Regions from separate parts of the Homo sapiens genome. Here region 1 is linked to region 2. A link is a contact called in ENCODE Hi-C or POLR2A ChIA-PET data. All regions are on one chromosome and are shown on one strand. The core of a region is the stretch at or near the end of the contact, and the rest is flanking DNA. Distances in the headings are between cores, read along the strand shown. Region 1 overlaps IGF2BP2 (insulin like growth factor 2 mRNA binding protein 2). Region 2 holds the start of TBCCD1 (TBCC domain containing 1).

The links. A loop is a pair of places that touch in the nucleus more often than their neighbours do. ChIA-PET counts read pairs that join two places held with the same protein, here RNA polymerase II (POLR2A). Pooled maps may share reads with other maps.
Region 1: a pooled map shows a loop between it and region 2 (4-fold over the local background). The contact joins the enhancer-like site here to the promoter of TBCCD1 in region 2. A Hi-C loop is called at or near these places in 1 of 168 maps with a recorded cell type or tissue (aorta) and 4 of 50 pooled maps. POLR2A ChIA-PET finds 5 or more read pairs at or near these places in 1 of 52 experiments (PC-9).

The regions. Positions count from the first base shown.
Region 1 is chr3:185,655,267-185,660,787 of GRCh38, reverse strand. It overlaps IGF2BP2 (insulin like growth factor 2 mRNA binding protein 2), which reads left to right. Exons shown (of 16, transcript NM_006548.6): 11 at 2,379-2,447; 12 at 3,386-3,502. Among named protein-coding and RNA genes, the nearest start is that of IGF2BP2-AS1, 55 kb to the left of the region's middle. Within about 2 kb of position 2,072, at least 16 of the 41 ENCODE cell types and tissues checked have a DNase peak (open chromatin) inside an H3K27ac peak, as active enhancers do; they include PC-9, where a contact is called at or near this core.
Region 2 is chr3:186,563,847-186,569,732 of GRCh38, reverse strand. It overlaps TBCCD1 (TBCC domain containing 1), which reads left to right and starts at 2,394. Exons shown (of 8, transcript NM_018138.5): 1 at 2,394-2,466; 2 at 5,361-5,739. The coding sequence starts at 5,404. RefSeq lists a silencer at 2,201-2,490.

The DNA of each region.
Region 1 (5,521 bases), core at 823-3,322, 910 kb after region 2:
ATGAATTCTCCCCCAGCTCTTCATGGCCCAGGACACGGACCTGCAGAGAAAGCTCTGGAGCTGATGTTCTTTCCAGGGGGTCCTTAGAAGCAGAGCCAAGAGAGAGAAACTGCTTCACCCACCTTCCTGCAAAACTTGAGCTTGCCAAGAGACTGCTGATCTCATAGCGCCCTCTTGTGGGCATGAGGGGCTGCTGCAGCCCCTTTCCAAGTCAAAGCAAGGCTCTCACTACAGCCGTGTTAAGTGGAGCTCTGTCGCCGGCAGGCGTGGCTGGTAACCTACAGCAGCCCTGGAGCAGCTCCTCAAGTTGTTCACATCTCTGCCTTCTCATTCCAAGCTCAAAAAGGGCAACGGTTTCATTTTGTCCCTAATGGGTCATAAGGCAAAATCCTAACCTTCAGGAGATTCGGGGGATGGAGGGCATTGCCTGTCACTGTGAGATTTGCTCAGGGATCCTCAAGTGAAAGCTGGGTCACCAGACTCCAAACCTCAGCCACGTCTGACCACTGTTGGAATCGTCTTCCTGGAGGACTATCTTGCAGGGTGGGCCTGTGGGAATTGGTTCCATGGTGCCCAGAGCTGTTCACTTCCTTTCCTGGAACAGCAATGTCAGTGTTGACCCAGCCTTGTGTAAAGCACAGCTAGCAATTCTGCTGACTCAGGTCAGCGTTCTGCCTGTAAGAATATATCAGACCGGGCGCGGTGGTTCACGCCTGTAACCTCAGCACTTTAAAGGGAGGCTGAGGCGGGTGGATCACTTGAGGTCAGGAGTTCAAGACCAGCCTTACCAACATGGTGAAACCCTGTCTCTACTAACAATACAAAATTAGCTGAGCTTGGTGGCACATGCCTGTAATCCCAGCTATTTGGGAGGCTGAGGCAGGAGAATCGCTTGAACCCGGGAGGTGGAGGATGCAGTGAGCCGAGATTGCGCCACTGCACTCCAGCCTAGTCAACGAGTGAAACACCATCTCAAAAAAAAAAAAGTATCAAATCAGACATAGTTCCTTCTCATAGGACTGTTGTGAGGATTAAAAGAGTTTATGAATAGACACAAAATATCTATGTTAGTATCTAGTACACAGTACCTATTCAGTAAAAAGCAGCTACTTGGCAGGGTGCAGTGGCTCACACTTATAATCATATCACTTTGGGAGGCTAAGGCGGGTAGATCACCTGAGGTCAGGAGTACGAGACCAGCCTGGCCAACATGGTGAAACCCCATCTCTACTAAAAATACAAAAAATTAACCAGGCGTGGTGGGGGGTGCCTGTAATCCCAGCCACTTGGGAGGCTGAGGCAGGAGAATCGCTTGAACCTGCGGGGGCGGAGGTTGCAGTGAGCCGAGATCGCGCCACTTCACTCCAGCCTGGGCGAAAGAGTGAAATGCCGTCTCAAAAATAAAGAAATAAAATAAAAGCAGCTACTTTCTAAATTTCTATTTTCTTAATAGCTCTACTTTTTTTCTGTCCATATCTGCCCTCCTGTTCCCTGCTCCTCTCTCTCCACATTCATTTTCTTTCTCTCCTCTCTCAGTCACTCTCTCTCTTTTTTTTTTCTTATGGAGACAGGGCCTTGCTCTGTCGCCCAGGCATAGCACCAGTGCAGTGGTGCAATCATAGCTCACTGCAGCCTCAAATTCCTAGGCTCAAGTGATCCTCCCACTTCAGCCTCCTGAGTAACTGGGACCAGAGTGCACACTACCACACCCAGCTAATTTTTTATTTTTATTTTTTATACAGATGGGATCTCTCTGTGTCACCCAGGCTAGTCTCAAGTTCCTGAACCCAAGTGATCCTCCCATTTCAGATTCCCAAAGCTCAGTCTCCTTTGACATTTCTCCCTTCTCAGGATTCTTTCCATTCCTTCTAGAATTCTCTGATGGAGCTGACTGATCTATCTGCCCAGGAACACATTTGCTTGTTCTGAATAACTCTTGGGTATTGTCCAGCACACTCTGTTCTTTTTCATCTACGACTCATCATTCTCCAGAAAACGGAAGGCACTGGCCCCGCCTCTCCACCCGAGGGCAGGTTAAGAGTGTATGGGTGCAAGTGCCAGTGGGTGTATGTGTGTATGTGTGTGTTCACACCCATGGTATGTTCCTAGGACGCCTCAGGCATGACTCAGCTTAGAAATGATGAACATTTAGCCCAGAGAGCTACTGCAACCAGGGGACATCTTGCCAAGCATTCCGTGGTCTGAGTGGGAGAAGTGGAGCAGAGATCTGAGACACAGAGGGACAGGCGTGTAGACACGACAGTGGAGCCAGCTGATGCCACAGAGAGCCTGTGTCGCATGTTGGGAATCTGGCCTCCCTGAGGCCAGTGACAGTCCCTGAGAGCACCCGCCCACTGACTCTTTCTCTCATGCTGCAGACCCACTCCGGATACTTCTCCAGCCTGTACCCCCATCACCAGTTTGGCCCGTTCCCGCATCATCACTCTGTAAGTGCCCCCTCAGTTCAGCCGCACCTGCCACTTCTCCTGGGGCTAGGCCCACTTGGCCCTTGGTGGCCAGTGAATGTTCACAATGCAGATCTTGTCTCCTGTGGTTCTGGTTTGTCCTGGGAGTGACACACCTCAAAGCCTGAGCACGCCAAACTCCCCAGCACCCGAGTGCTCTTGAGGTTCTGCAGAGGCCTAGGCCGTTGCTGTTGCACCTGTGGATGCTCGCACACCTCACAGGTCGCAGGAACTGCTGCAGATGGGCAAGCAGAAGGCCAGATGAGCACGTGCTGTTGGCACTGAATAGCAGAGTTTCCAAAGATCTTTGAACAAAGTCTAGCAAATGAGAATGTCATTTGCACAGACCCCACTTGCAAGGACCCCTGGCAGCCTTGCCCAAGAGCCTCTGCCTTTTGTCACAGGGTCCCAGGAGGGATGGTTCACCCCATCTTCCTGGAGCCAGTCACCGTGCAGCTGGGTCAGGTCAAGTTTAGTTGTGAAAATGCTTCTCCGGATACCAGATGTGTTGGGCAGCTTTCCATTCCCTCTAACAGAATGCCTTGGGGCCGTCTTCAGGCCAGGTATGTTTAATAGCTGTTTTCATTTCTTGGGTGAAGACACAGGAGAGATACAGATCACATTTGTATAAGACAGAAAACCTGCGATCAGACAGCTTTTGGAATCCAACAAATTGAGAAGCTCAAGAGGAGGATGCCCTTGATTATCACTAGCGCTGCCTGTGCTCAGGTCCCTTCCTCAGGCTTCACACCTGCAGAGCCGCAGGCCGCAGAAGGATCCTGTGCACCATTTTGGCCATTTCCTTGGGTGGCGGGGCCTTCCCACCATGGGGTTCATGGTAAGGTGCTTGGTACCTGTTGAGTGCCTGGAGGAGAAAGCCTGGTTGGAATGATGTCTTCTTTCTTGTCTCGCCCTCCCAGTATCCAGAGCAGGAGATTGTGAATCTCTTCATCCCAACCCAGGCTGTGGGCGCCATCATCGGGAAGAAGGGGGCACACATCAAACAGCTGGCGAGATTCGCCGGAGCCTCTATCAAGGTGAGGCTGCTCCTGACGGCCCTGTGGCCCTTCTACCACCTCCTCTCATCCCACGGCCCTTGTTCCCTCTCAGTCCCAGGCAGCGCCACACCATGCAGAGACAGAGTCCCACAGAGATCTAGAACATTTGCCCCATGACTATTCCCGTCCGCTCTCATCTTTCCTTTTCTTATTCCTTTACTGTTCAGCTAACCACTGAATTAGAAAAAAATAGTAGCAGACAACCCAACCCAGTCCTTTTTGTTTTATCATTGTTGTCCTCAAGAAGATAAAGAAAGGTTGAGGATTTTCCCAAGCTAAGGGAAGGGACTGCGGTGAAGTGATAACTTAGCAGGTACCAGTATGCGGTGCTTTAATGAGTCTCCACTTCACAGGCCCTGAACTACCAGAAAATAATGTGGATAAAAAACTCTTTGAAAAGCAATGATAAAATCATAAACAAAAGCTGAGGGTCTAACCCGATATGCAACCCAGCCTGAGCATAGCAACTCAGGAAGGACGGTCCTTGACTTATGGAAAGGCTGCGAATGCAGACGTGGCTGCAGCTCCAGGCCCACATCCTGCCTCCTTGAGCACAGTGTGGAGAATCATCAGAGAAGCTGAAAGGGGAGGATTATTTGCCCCTGGTCCTGCTCCAAGACCAGCTATCAGCTCTGACTCACGGGCAGAATGCTGAGCACGTCCCAAGCCTCATGAAACATTTTCGGAAACAGAGTTTTTGTTGTTACGCAAAATAATTTGCTACCATGGGACAACCCAGAATTCCAAATGAGAAGTCTCATGACTTGGAGAGAAAGAATGCTTACACTTTCTCCCCAGGAAGAGCTGGAATTTCTCCCACAGCAAGTGTGCTAGAGGAAAAACAAAAACAAAATATTCTGAGTAGTACAGAACAAGGGTTGCACTGAGACCATCAGAGAATTTCACTTTGGTGAATCATTTTCCCTCTCAGACCTCATTTATCTTATCTGCAGAGTGGACAGACAGGATGAGAGCCCTGAGGTGTGGGGGCCCTTGTGCCCAGCAGTCCTGCTGCAGGTGAGACCCCGGCCTAGGCACTGATAGGCAGGTGCTGGCCTGACCCCTGAGGGTGGGCTGAGTAAAGTGTGGAAGACCCCCTGGCTGGCTGCAGCCCTTGGGCCTTGCCCAGCTTTCAGTCCTGCAGTCTGAGATGCCGGCAGGAGAAAGGACCGTTTCAACTAAAAGGGGCTTGAGGGACCATCTCATCCAATCCCCGTCTTGTTCAGCAGAGAAAAGTGAGGCTCAGAGAGTGCCGGGACATGGGCAAGGCACACATGTGGCAGGGCTGCCTCTGAGATGGAAATTCTGCTGACTTCTGGGATATCCAGCACCTCCTGGGGCTCACCACTACAGCGCCTCTTCATTTACTATTGCCCATGAGGAGCTGGGGCCTAGGGAGTTTTCACTGGCTTGTCCAAGGCCACAAAGCTGAAGAATGAGAGAGCCAAGATTTGCCCAGGTTATCCTGTTTCTGGTCTAGTGTGTTTTTCCACCATATCAACCTAACTGTGATGCCAGAATCATTCCCAGCAGGGCCTTTAGGAAAAGAAGAGATCAGTCGCATGGGCTGCATCCCACAGTCCCAGGTCCCAGCAAGGTCGAATGGTGACGTGTCACTGTGCTCCTGGCCTCTGTGATGGGCAAAGACAGCAGTGCTGCGTCAGGAGGACAGAATGGACTCTACAGCTTAGGAAGGTCCAGACAATGTTTTTTATGCTGGGCCAACAATCTTTTCCAGCAACCTTCTACTTCCCCAGCCCCTGCCTCGCTCCATAGCATAAACCAGGGAGGCCAAATATTTGTGAAGGAAATTTCCAAATTTTTAAAATCAGTCAGCCGGGCGTGGTGACTTATACCTGTAATCCCAGCACTTTGGGAGGCTGAGGCAGGTGGATCACCTGAGGTCAGGAGTTGGAGACCAGCCTGGGCAATAGGGTGAAACCCCATCTCTACAAAAATATAAAAATTAGCCATGCATGATGGCGGGTGCCTGTAATC
Region 2 (5,886 bases), core at 1,145-3,644:
GGCCTCCTAACTGGCCTCCTTGCCCCCACTCTTAATATCTTCCTTAATATCTTAATATATGTTGCTCATCCCTGTCCCTCACTCCATGATTTAAAAAAAAAAAAAAAAAGCCCGGGCGCGGTGGCTCACCCACCCAAAGTGTAATCAGCACTTTGCGAGGCCGAGACGGGCGGAGCACCTGAGGTCAGGAGCTTGAGACCAGGCTGGCCAACATGATGAAACCCTGTCTCTACTAAAACTACAAAAATTAGCCAGGTGTGGTGGCGAGCGCCTGTAACCCCAGCTGCTCGGGAGCCTGAGGCAGGAGAATTGCTTGAACCTGGGAGGTGGAGGTTGCAGTGAGCCGAGTTCCTGCCACTGCACTCCAGCCTGGGCGACAGAGTGACACACCGTTTCAAAATAAATAAATAAATAAATAAATAAAAAATAAAAGTCAAATCATGTCACTCCCCTGTTTAAAAGCCTGGAATGGCTCTTCATTTGCACTTAGAATAAAATCCCAACTCCATGCTAGTTTACAAAGCCGTTTATGCTTTGTAAACCTATTATACTCCTAACCATGCTCCAGCAAAACTTGCTTCCTTTCTTTTTTTTGTATACACCGAGCTCATTCCTGCCGAGGGCCTTTGTGCTAGCTATTGCCTTTGCCTGAAACACTGTACTCTCCCTCATGTGCTAGCATGGGTGATTCCTTCTTTAACTCATATATCAGCTTAAAGGTCGCCACCTCAGGGAGGACTTTCCCTGACCAATTAATCAAAATTAGCCCCTACTGAGTTCCTTACTCTTACACCACCCTGTTTTCTTTTCTTTATTTCTTTTTTTTTCCTGAGACAGAGTCTCGCTCTGTCGCCCAGGCTGGAGAGCAGTAGCGTGATCTTGGCTCACTGCAACCTCCGCCTCCTGGGTTCAAGCGATTCTCCTGCCTCAGCCTCCCGAGTAGCTGGGACTACAGGCGCACACCACCATGTCCGTCTAATTTTTTTGTATTTTTAGTAGAGACTGGGTTTAACCATGTTGGCCAGGCTGGTCTCGAACTCCTGACCTCAAGTGATCCACCCGCCTCAGCCTCCCAAACTGCTGGGATTATAGGCATGAGCCACCACGCCCGGCCTCCTATTTTTTTCATCCCTGGTCCCTAGACTTACACACTGAAATGCCAGTTTCATGAGAGCATGAATCTATATTGTTCTGTTCACAGCTGTATAAAAGAGCACCTTAGAACAGTGCCTGGCATGGAGTAGGTGCTGAAGTACTTTTGAGTCAAAGTTACTGGGATGGTGATCATTGTATGGCTGGCTTCTTACTCTTCAGGCCTCAGCTCAAATTTGGCACCACAAAGTGGCCTTCCCTGACCCCCCGCCCCAATTTTCATAGCATTTTTCACTATTTGAAATTATCTTATTTTATTCCTTAATATGTATTGTCTATTCTCCCTGTTATACACTCCAAGAAAGCAAGGACCTTGTCTGTTTTGTTCACTTCTGTCATTCTAGTGCGTACCACTGTGCCAGACACACAGTGGTACTCAACAAGTAACAGCAGGGTCACTGAGCTAATAAGTGGTGCAGCCTGGATCCTAACCCAGGTATGTGTAAATTTGAAGCCCCTGCTTTCAGGAAGATACCCAGTAGGGACAATGGCCACACAAAAGAGGAACTAAATTGCATTTTACGGTCTAATTTACCTTTGTATCTATCACACCTAGAGAGGCCATAAAGGAACTAAAAAAAGCAGGAAATGTCCAGAAATTCTGAAATGGAAGTTTAAAGGAAGGAGTGATGGCTTCTGCCCGGTAATCTGAAAAAGCTTCATGAAGGTGGAAACACGGCAGGAAAGCTAACAGAGTTAAGGAGCTGACACCGAGGGGCGGCAGGGAGTGCCAGTCTTGCTTCAGACGCCCTGGGCTTGAATCTTGGCTCCATCTCTTGTGTGACCTTAGGGTTGTGTTATTTTCACCTTTCTAGGCCCTAGTTTCTTCATCAGTAAAACGAATGTACTTAAAGGGCTCTTGACAAGACTTAGGAAATACACATAAAGTTGCTTTACACAGTGCTGAGACCATAGTAAGTGCTCTATAAATGCAAACTGCCATTAGTATTAGTAGCATTTCTGATGAAAGCGTGCTGATCTTACCAGCAGCTATTAGCTGACCACAGTTATGCGGAGCAACAGAAAGCTTCCTACCCCCCCGGGTTGAAAGGCGCGACACCAGAAAGCGGTGGGTCTGGCTCCAGGTGCCACTGTTGCGGACTCTCGACCCCAGCCTAGATTTTCTCAGACGCTTGAGCCGCAATCTGCCGCTCTAGCAACGGGGTCCGCCAGGTCTCGGTGGTGCGGGGCCTCGCGCTTGCGCAGTGGGCACGGCAGCGGCGCGCGGAGGAGGGTGAGGGGCGGGCCCAGCGAGCGGACGCCGGGCGCGGCGGCGCGCGGAGAAGTGCGGCGGAGCGGCGCCTGCATTAGCAGGTAACCGCGCACTGGGTGCGCCGGGGAGGGCGGTGTGGGTTAGTCAGGCTTCAGGCTTGGGTCGAGGAGGCTGCCTTCGCGCTTACCGCGTCTCGGGTCAGCTACCGACCCTGTCAGCGTGAGCGTCTGTGTTCCTGAAGTCCGGTCGCGACGCTGGGGCGGCCCACGCAGAGTCCCACCCCGGATCGCGTCCAAGGTGGCGGCGAAGCCCCAGGACAGCCGCCTTGGACCCACGCCGATCTCCCGACCTGAAAAACCTTAACCTCAGGGCACCGCCAGGGTCAGAGCCCCAGTTTATGTTTGTTTACGGATTGAGCCCTCTCGATTCTCGGAGTTAGAATGGAGGGCTCATCTCTGGGATCTGGCTGTTGACAGGGGCTCAGTACCTCACAGAGCAGCCTCTTTACATTTTGGAGAGAACCGAGGTCTTCCTCGCCTAACTTTTATCGTCTGGTTTTACTCAAAACGACTCCAGTCTCTCCACATTGGAAGACAGCTGCCTTTTGCCCTTCCACGCCCTTCTTTTGAGTTTACTCTCCCTGGTTCTTTCACCTGGCTTCCTGTCTAAGACTCTTTATTCTGGAAATTCTCTTCTGGATCCACTCCCGTTTTTAAGAGATTCTCCCAAAACTGGATTCCTAGAGTACATTTATAGTAATGCAGTTCTCAAGTCAGACCTGAATCCTAATCTAGAGCTGTGCCAGCTAAGTAGGTGTCCTTAGGGAAATCCCTTAACTTCGCTAAGCCTCATTTTTTTTTCATCGAAAATGTGTACAGTCTTAAGTACTGTATCTCCAGGTGGTTGTGAGGATGAAAGGAGGTGAAGTATGCAAAATCATGAGCATGATACCTGGTACATAGTAAGCACTCGATTGATGTCAGTTATTTTTCCGAACAGATGATTCTCGAGAGAGGCACAGTTGGCAGGCCGGGTGCGGTGGGTCACGCCTGTAATCCCAGCACTTTGGAAGGCCAAGGCAGGCGGATCACCTGAGGTCAGGGAGTTCAAGACCAGCCTGGCCAACATGGTGAAACCCTGTCTGTACTAAAAAAATACAAAAATTAGCCTGGCGTGGTGGCGGGAGCCTGTAATCCCAGCTACTTGAGAGGCTGAGGCAGGAGAATCGTTTGAACCTGGGAGGTGGAGGTTGCAATGAGCCGAGATCGAGCTATTGCACTCCAGCCTGGGCAACAGAGCGAGACTCCGTCTCAAAAAAAAAAAAAAGAGAGAAGCACAGTTTTCTTAGAATCAAATGCAAAATATAATAATAGCAATAAAATTTTCATCAGTCATATAATTGATTTTTTAAATTAGTTTTTATATTTTTAAAAAAATGATGTTGCTAATGTTGAGGAGTGCACAGTGAAGTAGGTACCAGAGTCAAAGGATGGTACAATTTGATAAAATCATTTGGAAGCAACAAGGATATATTTCACAAGCTTTAGAAATGTCAATTACTTAATTTCACAAAAGTACATCTGAAAATTTTCACACAGAAATAATTCGTAATGCAGAAAATATGAAGAAAGATGGTAGTGATAGCATTATTTACACTTGTGACAACATTTGAACTTTTGTAATGAAATTTTTTAACATACACAAAAATAGAATCAGTGAGCCCCCCACGTACCCATTACCCCACTTCAATAATGATCAGTATTTTGCCTATGTTGTTTTTGTGAAAAATCTGAAACCTAGTAAGGTGTCTAAAAATGGGAGAAGAGTTGAATAAAATGGGATACATTTATTTAGAATACTATAAAGCTTTTGAAACAGTACAGAATTGTGTATGTAACATCACAACTGTGAAAATTCAAAAACTAACATCTAATTTATGTGTAGAAAAAAGACAAAGAGGCCAGGCATAGTGGCTCAAGCCTGTAATCCTAGCACTTTGGGAAGCTGAGGCGAGGGATCACTTGAGGTCAGGAATTTGAGATCAGCCTGGCCAACATAGTTAAACCCCATCTCTACTAAAAATACAAAAATTAGCCAGGTGTGGTGGTGGACGCCTGTAGTCCCAGCTACTGGGGAGGCTGAGGCATGAGAATCGCTTGAACCTGGGAGGTGGAGGTTGCAGTGAGCTGAGATCATGCCACTGCACTCTAGCCTGGGCAACAGAGGGAAACTCCATCTCAAAAAAAAAAAAAAAAAAAGAAGAAGAAGAAGGAAATACAATAAAATATTAATTTGTTGCCCTTTACTTGTGGGATTGTGGATGGTTCCCTGTTTTTGTATTTTATAAATATTCCATAAAAATCATGTATCATTGTTACAACAAAAAAAAATCTAAAAAATCACACCTGAACTGAGCAGGATCAAATATGCTAGAGTGGGTTCACTGTTATAGAGAATAAAGATGCTGTAACTTCTCCTGATCTATTCTTGCAGTCTACATTTACATTAGCATTCTTGCCTGCTGCCTCACATTAGCACTTCATATTGAATTTATATGCTCAGCTAACATGTCCAGATCTTTAACCAACTGTCTTCTGTGTAAGTGATTTAACTCTGTGAAATGTATTTCCCTTATTTTGAACAGTGTTCCCCCTCAGAGTAGAAAAAGGTTTCCTGTGATAGGATGACTTTTTTCCCCTCATTCATTTTCTTCCTGGGATCTCACTCAGACTTCATGCATCTACACACACTTCCTAAAACAAGGATTTCTAACAATTCAAGTAAGATAATTTTGTTTTATCACAATTTTTTTCTCAGATTATAATGAGATCTGATTAAAAAAACTGTTCTGCTCTTGGTTGGTGAACTAGAGCTGCCTTTTAAGATGATGATGTAGTACATATGACACAGTTGAGAGAGAGGGGTCACCTTCCAAGAAAAAATGCATAAATGAGACTTGTTTCAAATCAGTTTATGAAGAAACTTTGTTTCCTAGGTATGCAAAGAAGCCTTTTCACCCTGATGTCCTTAGAGATAATATGGATCAGTCCAGAGTTCTCCTCTGGGTGAAAGCAGAACCCTTTATAGTGGGTGCCTTGCAGGTCCCCCCTCCATCCAAGTTTAGTCTTCACTATCTCAGGAAGATATCCACCTATGTGCAAATCCGGGCCACAGAAGGAGCTTACCCGCGCCTCTACTGGTCTACATGGAGGCACATCGCTTGTGGGAAGCTGCAGTTGGCCAAGGACCTGGCGTGGCTTTACTTCGAAATATTTGATAGTCTTTCAATGAAGACACCTGAGGAGCGCCTGGAATGGTCTGAGGTTCTGTCCAACTGCATGTCTGAGGAGGAAGTTGAAAAGCAGAGAAATCAGGTACGGATTGATATGTGTGTATACTTAATTACTTTTGGAAAGAAACCATTCTTTTTTAAATTAAAAAATGTTTTTGCTTATTACAATTTTTAGATAGAAACAGAGTTTCACTTTGTTGCCCAGGCTGGTCTTGAACTCCCGGCTTCA